Regions from separate parts of the Mus musculus genome. Here region 1 is linked to region 2. A link is a contact called in ENCODE Hi-C data. All regions are on one chromosome and are shown on one strand. Each heading gives the region's core, a stretch centred on a gene start or an enhancer-like site at or near the end of the contact. The rest is flanking DNA. Distances are from core to core; before and after follow the strand shown.

What was found. Hi-C counts contacts between places; a loop is a spot of excess contacts on that map.
Region 1: a map of v-Abl transformed pro-B cells shows a loop between it and region 2 (4-fold over the local background). The contact joins the promoter of Rsrc1 here to the promoter of Ccnl1 in region 2. A Hi-C loop is called at or near these places in 2 of 37 maps with a recorded cell type or tissue (T-helper 17 cell and v-Abl transformed pro-B cells).

Annotation. Positions count from the first base shown.
Region 1 is chr3:66,983,190-66,988,212 of GRCm38, reverse strand. Rsrc1 (arginine/serine-rich coiled-coil 1) reads right to left here and starts at 2,551. Exons shown (of 10, transcript NM_025822.4): 1 at 2,407-2,551.
Region 2 is chr3:65,956,764-65,961,555 of GRCm38, reverse strand. Ccnl1 (cyclin L1) reads left to right here and starts at 3,307. Exons shown (of 11, transcript NM_019937.4): 1 at 3,307-3,748; 2 at 3,981-4,055; 3 at 4,594-4,703. The coding sequence starts at 3,428.

The DNA.
Region 1 (5,023 bases), core at 1,302-3,801, 1.0 Mb before region 2:
CCAACATTTGACAGACACATCTAACTCAGTGAACCAGCATTTTCCAATTGCCAAGGCATATCCTTAATAAGGATAAAACAAGCAGTTATTATGTTTCAGAAGGGCAATTAGTTTAAGAGAACAAAGGTTCACAGAGGACATGGCAGTTTATAAGTACTTCAGCATAGTGTTTCATTAAATAATGAAAACAGAATCTTTGATCCTGGGTACATGCCCCCTCCTCAATAAAAGGTAGAAAAGTAAAATGGCCGAGTGTGGTGGCACATGCCTACAATCTCATCAGGCTACACAGCAAGTTCAAGATCACCCTTGGGCTGCCAGAGACACTGGAAAAAACAAAACAAAACAAAACAAAAAGTAAAACTAGGGTGAACACTATTTAACATACTATGGAATCCAGAAACAGAGAACCATCCAAAGGAATTGTAAGAACAGAGGCAAAAATTCAGATATAACAAGGCAAAATTCAAAAGAAAAAGAATTCTGTCAAAACACCACTGTTAAGACTGACATATGATGAACTCAGACGCTATGACACATGTACAGGGCCCACACAGGTCCAAACCAGAAAGGATACCAGCATCGAGGTTGGAGTGCTCCAGAAGCGCTCCCATCCCCAACAAGAAGTCATCTCCAATCAACAATTGCTGGAAAAGGAACAATTAGTTCCCAAGGGTACACAAACCACACTTAAGGGCAGGCTCCATCTCCTGCAGTAGATGGCCAACATAAAACAAACACAGAGATCTTTTTGGAAACTTTTTTTTTTTTTTCTCATATTGCTTTGTTTGGTCATTTTTGTAAACCATACCGATCTTTTGCTTGTATATTATGGTTTGTGTGTGTGTACACATTTCTCATGCTTTCTTAGTTTCCTTTTTCTTTATTTGTTAGTTTGGGAGATGAGGGAAAACCATCATCAGAATATATTGTATACAGCCGGGCGTGGTGGCACACGCCTTTGATCCCAGCACTCGGGAGGCAGAGGCAGGAGGATTTCTGAGTTCGAGGCCAGCCTGGTCTACAGAGTGAGTCCAGGACAGCCAGGGCTATACAGAGAAACCCTGTCTGGAAAAACAAAGAACAAAAAACAGAATGTATCGTATACAAATAACATTATTTTCAATTAGAAAAAAAACTACTGTTGCAACAACGTTCTGTAGATTATTTAGTGTCTCTTTTTAAACTAACAAATCACAGGACTTCCTTCCCATATTCTGGGAGTGAAACCAGAAGAAAGTTATCTGTAAATGCACTACAACAACCCTATGACAACCAATTCACATCACAACTCTCCACGCTGAATATGTAGAGACTGGGTCATCGAGGCCAATTAACAGACAAGTGCCAGCTGCCTTTGTCTTTTTCAGCTTCAGACATTTTTAGCCTTCTTATTGAACATACAGTCATAAAGTGCTACCACTTAGCAAGAAATCTCCTTTGTCTGCAAAGAAAGTGAATATTCATAAACTCTAAGACTGGAGAAGCTCTCAAAGGAGAGCTGCTTTCCCCACATGGTTGTACCTGTCACATCTGCTCCACTCCTTAAAACCTGAAAACTCTACGTAGCTACTTCACTGGGAGCTTTTACATCTAAGTTCAAAGATGACAACTCGAATACCTTCATATGCCAGCACATGATGTGTGAATTTATTTAACAACCTAGTACTTAGTAGGGACAAAACTGGGCTGCTGGCAAATCTAGAGCTTTCCCCCCCCCCTCAATAAACATTTTAAATACAACTCAGAAATTACATTAATAATAACCTAAAATCGAGGGCAGACAACATCCATTGTAACTCCTGAGAAAGGTGAATGAGTTCAGGAGTTAACTATCTGGTCACATGACCAAAAGTCTAGAAGGTAAATTCACAGACTGTTTAAAGTGATGTGTGTATATGTCAAGACAGGAAGGGTCTGTCTAACCATGTATTCTCTCTCCAGCCAACAAGCATCCGATAGACAGGAGAAGGGGTGGGGATTCCGTGCACACTTAGCCACAGCCTCCCCCTCGCTCCGACTACCTGGAGGAGGTGAGAGTGAACCTGGCTAAAAAGGAAGGACAACTGGGAATCCGAGGAACGGCGATCGAGGACCCGCGGGACCCGCGGACTGGGGGCTACCTCTCCACATCAACTCCACACTGTAGGCCAAGCCTGGGGCCTGCGGCCGCTCGCCACCCGCGACCACTCCGGCGACCCCCTCGCCCAGAGCCAGCAGGCTGGGACCCTGCAAGGTGCGGGGCGCATGCGCACGGCTACAAACCGCACGCCGCGGGCCCAGGCCCAACCCTCGGCGAGCTCCTGGCCACAGACTGCGCCAGGCCCCACGCCGCCTCCCGCAGAGCTGGGCCTCGCTACGCCTCCTTCGCGGGCGCCGCCCCCAAGCTCTGGACGCCGGCATCACCTGGCTCGACCTTCGGGTTCGCACCTCCCGACGTGGGGACCTGGAACCCCCTCTTCTAACCACGGCGCCACCGGCGTCCTCAGAACTTGCTTCAATTTAAGCTCAGCGCCTTCCTGGTTCCAGCACCAGGCAGCTTCAGCCGAGCTGTCGAGTGCGTCGATGCAGGCTGCTGGACCATTAGGAATGCCGAGCGAGTGGATTGTCATGCCGCCAATTTTTTGTTTAATGTTTGTTTTGCGTGTTTGCATAATTGGATTTTCTTATTCTCCAAAAGCAATAAAGGTGGTACTATGGGATGTTACTGCCTTAGTATTCGCCGTTATCGTCACAGATAATCAGCAAACATCTACATCGTAAGAAGTTATGTTTAAGACATCCGCGTAGAGCAAAATTGGTTAGTTCCTGTTGAGCGAGGTGGAAATTCGCCCAACAATAATAAATCATGGGAGTGTGTCTGCATAGAGTCGTGTGTGATTAAACTGTAATGATTTATTTGCAAAAAAATACATTAAAATCGGTGGGTTTTTTTTTTTTTTCCTGCCATGAAGGTGAAGGCATTCACGGATTGGAAGCAATTAGTTTCTCCTATTAAAGAAACTGTTAGATAGGAGGAAGAAATCTGCCCGATAGGAGAAGGTTCCTCTAGAAGAGAAAGTAAATGGGTAGATTTATAAGAAAGAAAGAAAGAAAGAAAGAAAGAAAGAAAGAAGCTTCTATTACCGAAATTAAAGAAACGTGGCATTTTCTGTAATATACAATATTTTCCTTGTATGACTTTTCTTTCATGATTTAGTATAAGGAAACAAAAATGAGGAGATATATAAAATATTAACTTGGATTCAGGCCTACTGTTAGCTAGATACTAAGGTTCAGATTTCCACAGAGATTTGAGATGGAACTCACTTCCAGTATAGGTTTATTCCTGGAAAGTAACTGGACCTTAACTAGCCAGTTTTGAGGGACTCTTTTAAAACAAAACCACAACACTACATGTTTGTTTTAAATAATTCAAAAACTGGGGGAACTCTTGGGGGGGGGGGGTCCTGATTATTTTTGTATCTGTCCATAGGCTGTCTCCTGAGTTTTAAAGTCAATGTTCCTTTCAAAACTTTGACAAAGTAAAATAAAATAAAATAAAATAAAATAAAGGCTTTGAAATGTCTTTTCTCAGGAAAATATTTGCTGTTTGGTGAAACATCATACTTCATAGCTTTTATTAATACAATTTCCAAACTTTTAATTTCTTAAAACTGAAACTTCCTAAAAGAGGGACTATTGGGGATGGCGAGGAAGGGAATGGGGGGGGGGATATAAGAGGCTAACAGAAGAGGTGTATGTTTCCATATGTGAAAAGTTCATAAAGAAAACCATACAATTATATGCTAATAAAAATTTTAAATTAAACTTCCTTTACACAAATGGGAGTCAGACACTGGAGATTTATCATTGCTTCATCTACCACCCCTATAGTTAGAATGAGTCAAGAAGATGAAATAATAGAGAAATCTATTGGTTCAAATTACAGGATAGTCATGCCTGATCTTTCTCTGGTTACCTTTAAAGTGGTCATCCTTCTAGTACAGAAGATGGCATAAGCGTTTGTATTTAAGTCCTGTGGTTAAAAGGATGAAGAAGCGTCTGGGGGTCTCCTGATCTCTTACCAGGCTTCTAGCAGGGGCTATTTGGGAGGTGTTTACGAATATGTATTTCGTCATAGAGGTTGAAAGCTACTGAAACACCATGTCAACTTAGTGGATCCCATTACTAAATGATCTTTTTTAAACAGTTTCACAAAAGAGTAAAATTCTGTGATTATTCTCCGGAATTACAGTGTTACAGATAGCAGACCGATGCTCAATGTGACATTGCTCCTAAATTCATAGAAGTTAGGAAGCAGTAAGGTTTTGAGTCTTGTGAAATAATAAAAGCAAGAGTTCATGTACTTCAATAATACCTAAATGTTTAATGCAATCGCTGTTAACCATGTAAAGGTATGCCTTTGTCCTAAAAGCAGGGTGGGAAATGTTTCTAGAAGGAAGGATAATGTCAAAGAAAAAGTAAAGCAACATTTCTAATAAGCTTTATTTTCATGTCCTTTAAATGTGCAATGTAGTTAGTATTACAAGAAGTTATGGAACGTCTTAAATTACACTTAAATTCTCGACTGAGAATACATTATGTACCACAATTCTGTGTTCTCTTTACCAATGTTTTAGGTTGTTTGGGTAGAACTTCTGAAATTATTGGCTAAGTGTGTTTTGTTGTTCTAATCAATAAGTAGAAGATATACATATTAATGGCCTGTAACTGCTTTCATTTTTACTGAGTACTGGATCCAAGAGAACGAAAACATTATCTTTTAACATCAAACAAAACTCATTAATATTCAGTATACTGAAAATGCCCCCCCAAACTGCCACTTAAAGAGGTATATTTGTTTACATATTCAAGTAAATGTAACATTTCATATGTAAACATTCTTTTGTGTGAGCAAATAAGTATTTGCATAGCTACAAATCACACAGCAAGCCGTGGCTTAGAGGAGACAGTCATGTCCCCCCCCCCCATATAATTAAGAGTTTTTATAAAATAATTGTCAAATATACAGTTTTTAAGT
Region 2 (4,792 bases), core at 2,058-4,557:
TTTGGTTTCAGAACTTAAAAACTGATGTTTAAATGATAACCAGAAGACACACTTGCCAGAAGGCTGCATCTAATGACATGAGAACAATTTAAGCACAGGGAATAAGATACTTTAGTGCCTCAGGAAAGCCATTAGTCTTTCTGGTATCACCTGAATTCCACCTGTCTTAAAGCAGTAAAAATGTAACTTTACTTTCACTAAGTTTCCTTTCAGGCACACAGAACTCAGGTTGAACTAGTAGGATCCCTGTCTATAAAGATAAGCAAGGCAGGGTATGGTGGCTTGGGTTTGTAATACCAGCACTTGGGAAGCTAAGGCAAGATGGCTGCAATGAATCCATGGCCAACCTGGGCCACAATAATAAATAATAATAGAATATTACGTGCGTATACACACATTTTCACTTATTCAACATAGTCATTTGCCTCCCAACGGCCTCACTTGACTGGATTCATTTCCACTAATGCTTTTCTATGAATAACACGTATCTTTACTCTTCCCTGAATTCTTGGTAATTCTAAACAAGCCTTGTCTTTCCACATTTTAACGTGGCTGTTTTAAGTGGATAGTAATTTGGAAACAAAACTTTCTCCATAATAACTTACAAATAATGTAATGGTTTTTCCAAACTTAGATTATATCACAGAAAGAATATGACAGTTACTTAACGAGCAAAAACCTCGTAGAGTCCAGTTACTAGCCCATTACCTCCCATCTTCTGGATTAGTCATGGACAATTTTGAAAAAAGAAATAGTAACAGTAGTTTGGTGACATAATGAGGAGCAAGCATTTATAACATGTTCAGCCATCTCTTCCTGTGGGAGGAACAAAAGTCCTGTGCTCAACAGATAAGCAACAGGGGAACCAAGAATGTTTTGTTTTTCAAGACAGGGTTTCTCTGTGTAGCTCTGGCTGTCCTGGAACTTGTTCTGTAGAACAGGCACTACCCTCAAACTTAGAGACCCACCTGCCTCTGCCTCCCAAGTGCCAGGACTAAAGGTGTGTACCACCTTTACAGGTAGGAACCAGTAATGTTAAAGACAGGGTTGTTCCTTCAAACAAGGGTATATAACCTTCTATCCACCCAGAAGGCCGAGAGCAGATGTGACTAATAGCCTGGTGACCTTTTCTGCTGTGTGGCCAAGACCACATCAGATCTTTCTCCAGACCCGTATCATGAGCATGTCATTTACAGAATTGATCATTATGGAAGGTGTCTCATGTAGTGAATCTACAGAACCCATCTTTATGGAAGATGTCACGTGTACTTTACAAAGAGTTTTGATGGAGTCACACCTTAAACTTTATTGTCCACATGGAATTGAGTTAATTATCACCAAAAAAGTTTTCACTAAATTGTGCCGACCCTAATATATGCATAGAATTGCACATTGGTGGTGCAGCTATCCAAATCATTTCTGCTCCTTACCCATATTCCTGTAAGTAACCCTAATAAAACTCATTGGTTCACCAAGTTTGCACTCTGATGGTATCCATACTTTGGTCTGTGGTAGGTTCCCTATCTGAGGTGAGTAGTGTCTCACTAGGAAAAGTTTTGTCCCGACATACCTGTCCCCTGGACTTGTGTCTCCTATGCTGTCACAGAAAGTTTGGATATGAAATGCCTGCCACATACAGACCCTGTGAAGAGCTTGTCCTTAGTTAGTAGCACTGAGAGGTGATTTAATCACAAAGGCAAATACCTCATAAATGGGTTAATCCGACGATGAGGTCACAGCTGGACAAGCAATTAGGAGTTGGCAACCTACTTGAGGAGGGAGATCCCTGGATATATTCCCCTTTCTCTTTGTTGGTGGCAAGGGATTTGTTTTTACCAAGGTCTCACACCATAAAGTTCTGCCTACACAGTCCTACAGGTATAGGGCCACATGGCTGTAGCCTGAAACCTCAGAGACCATAAACCAAAATTAAACCTCATTGTGGACTTTCTAGGTAATCTGTCAGTGACAAAAAGCTATCACAATCATAAAATTTTTGTTTTTGAGGCTTTAGTTGAGTACTGGGATTAAAGGCTTGTGCCACCACTTCCTGCTCTATATAGCTTTTGTTTGGAAGAGGTTTTGTTTCATTTTGAAGATATTATATAGCTCTTACTGGCTTGGAATCAGTCTGACCCTCTAATCAGAGATCCACCTGTCTTTGTCTCCAGAGTGCCCGTCCCAACACACTTTGTAAAAATGAGCTGTGAAAATACCTTGCTTTGGTGACTAAGATGTATCCAAATTTTCAGTGCGCTCTATAGGTCCAAGGTTAAGACACTTTTCAAGAAAGTAAGCTTTAACAAAATAACAATTCCAACCCTTTGTACTGAGTCAGGAGATTTTTCTTTCTCCCTAAAGGCCATCTCAGAGGATTAAGCTGGAATAAAAAGATCATGGGAGGCCAGAGGCAGAAGGATCAATTGTTTCACGGTCGACCTCAGCTTTTGGGACTTTTAGTATGGATGGAAAAAGACCACAGCTCTCAGCCAGGCGGTGGTGGCGCACGCCTTTAATCCCAGCACTCGGGAGACAAAGACAGGCGGATTTCTGAGTTCAGGGCCAGCCTGGTCTACAAAGTGAGTTTCAGGACAGCCAGAACTATACAGAGAAACTGTCTCGAAAAAAACAAAAAAACCACAGCTCTCATCTTAAAGGGAATAAATGATGGGTTATCCTGGAGCCATTTTGATTGACCATGGTCCCGGAACACAGATTTAGGTTATTCCAAACTCCATGTAAGATGAGAGCTGTGTTTTTCTCTTCATTGACACAGGGATAGTTACTTTCTCTCCACTCTGACAAAAACCATCTCTTTAAGACGAGACTCCCCAGCGCAATGAAATCGCCCGTGTACTGTCCTCGCCATAAACCTATTTTTGGAACTAGGGATTTTCCAGATTACTGTAAACCCGGCGAAGTGAGGTCAGGGCTAGGCATGCCTTTCTAGGCTACACCCCGACACCCACGCGCGCTCGGAGCTTTCCGGAAACCCCAGGCGCTCAAACTGGGAAGCTGCCCGGTTCAGAGTCACTTTGTTACACTCCGGTGTCGCCGACCGCCGGACTGTCACCAACGCGCAGACCGTGCAGGGGTATCGGGGCCGACTCACCAGGCCAGAGTCCGGGTTATCCGGTGACTAAAGCCATTACCACCCCTGAGCCGCCAGCACCCTGCCCCGCCCTGCCCATCCGGACCCCTCCGCCCGGTGTCACCGACCGAAGCGCGGAGGAACTCGTTGGCGCGCGCGGGGAGTGGAGTGGGGTGGGGTAGGGCGTGTCGGCGTGGTGACGTCAGGGCGGAAGCGCACGCTGCGTGCGGCGGCCTGGAAGCCGGCGGTCACGGGAAGATCCGTCGCGCCGAGGACGCTGGTTAGTCTCGCTTTGGGTTCCGGCTGCGTCGGGCGTGCGTGGAGCTCGCTGGAACTATGGCGTCCGGGCCTCACCCGACCTCGACCGCTGCCGCCGCCGCCGCCGCTGCCGCCTCCGCCTCGTCCGCCGCCCCGAGCGCGGGCGGCTCCAGCTCCGGCACGACCACCACGACGACGACCACGACCGGAGGGATCCTGATCGGCGACCGCCTGTATTCGGAGGTGTCGCTCACCATCGACCACTCGCTGATCCCGGAGGAGCGGCTCTCGCCTACCCCGTCCATGCAGGACGGCCTGGACCTGCCCAGCGAGACGGATCTGCGCATCTTGGGCTGCGAGCTCATCCAGGCCGCCGGCATCCTCCTCCGGCTGCCGCAGGTGAGAACCCCGGCTGGTTGCGGGCCTCTCCGCCGCGGCCAGGTTTCTCCGGAGCCTGCGCCGGGCGGCGGCGGCGGCGGGAGCTCGGGCGGGCGAGGGTGGGGATGCGGGGGCGGGCGGCGCCGCGCGGCCCGGGCGGGGGAAGGGAAGCGAGCGGCCGCACAAAATGGCGGCGGCGCCTGGTGCGGGCCCGCCTGACCCCGGCGCTTCCGTTCTCCTCTCTCGTCTGCAGGTGGCGATGGCTACAGGGCAGGTGCTGTTCCATCGGTTCTTCTACTCCAAGTCGTTCGTCAAACACAGTTTCGAGGTAAGCGCGGCGGAGGCGGACAAGAAGGGATTTCTTCATCCGGAAGCGGGGAGGAAGGGGGTAGGAACCAGCTTTTCCAGAAAGGGAGTGGTTAGCTTAGGCCTTTGTACCTCGTTCCCACCCAGAAGGAAATGGGGCCCGTAGAGCAATGTTTCAAGAACTAGAAAATGGATCCCCAGTTCACGTGCTCTGTTAACCAAGAACTACGTTTTCAAGCCATTGCACAATTCTAGCAAGAGGTAGCTTGATTCTGACCCAAAATTAAGAGCAGTTGAGCAATAAAACGTAAGAGCTGGTCTAAAAATGTCAGCTTCGATTTTATTTCGCTAAAAAGCCCGTTGTATCCTAAAGAGGGTTCTTTGCCGGTCCTTGGTGACCCACATCCTTGGGCAGGCAGATGTACATACAGATGGAGTTCCTGGAAGCCAGGACTACACAGAGAAGCCCTATCTAAAAACAAAACAAAATAAGGGTTGTTAGACTTTGTTAAACTGTTTCTAGTTTAACTTCACTTGGATTTTTACCTGGGTTCTTTCAGATTGTTGCTATGGCCTGTATTAATCTTGCGTCAAAAATCGAAGAAGCGCCAAGAAGAATAAGAGATGTGATTAATGTATTCCACCACCTCCGCCAGTTAAGAGGAAAAAGGTAAGATTGGCCTGTTGAACATAGTATCTCTTGCTGTACTGTGCACCAATCATCCAGTCAAAACATCTTCTCCCCTCCCTCAAGTCAGT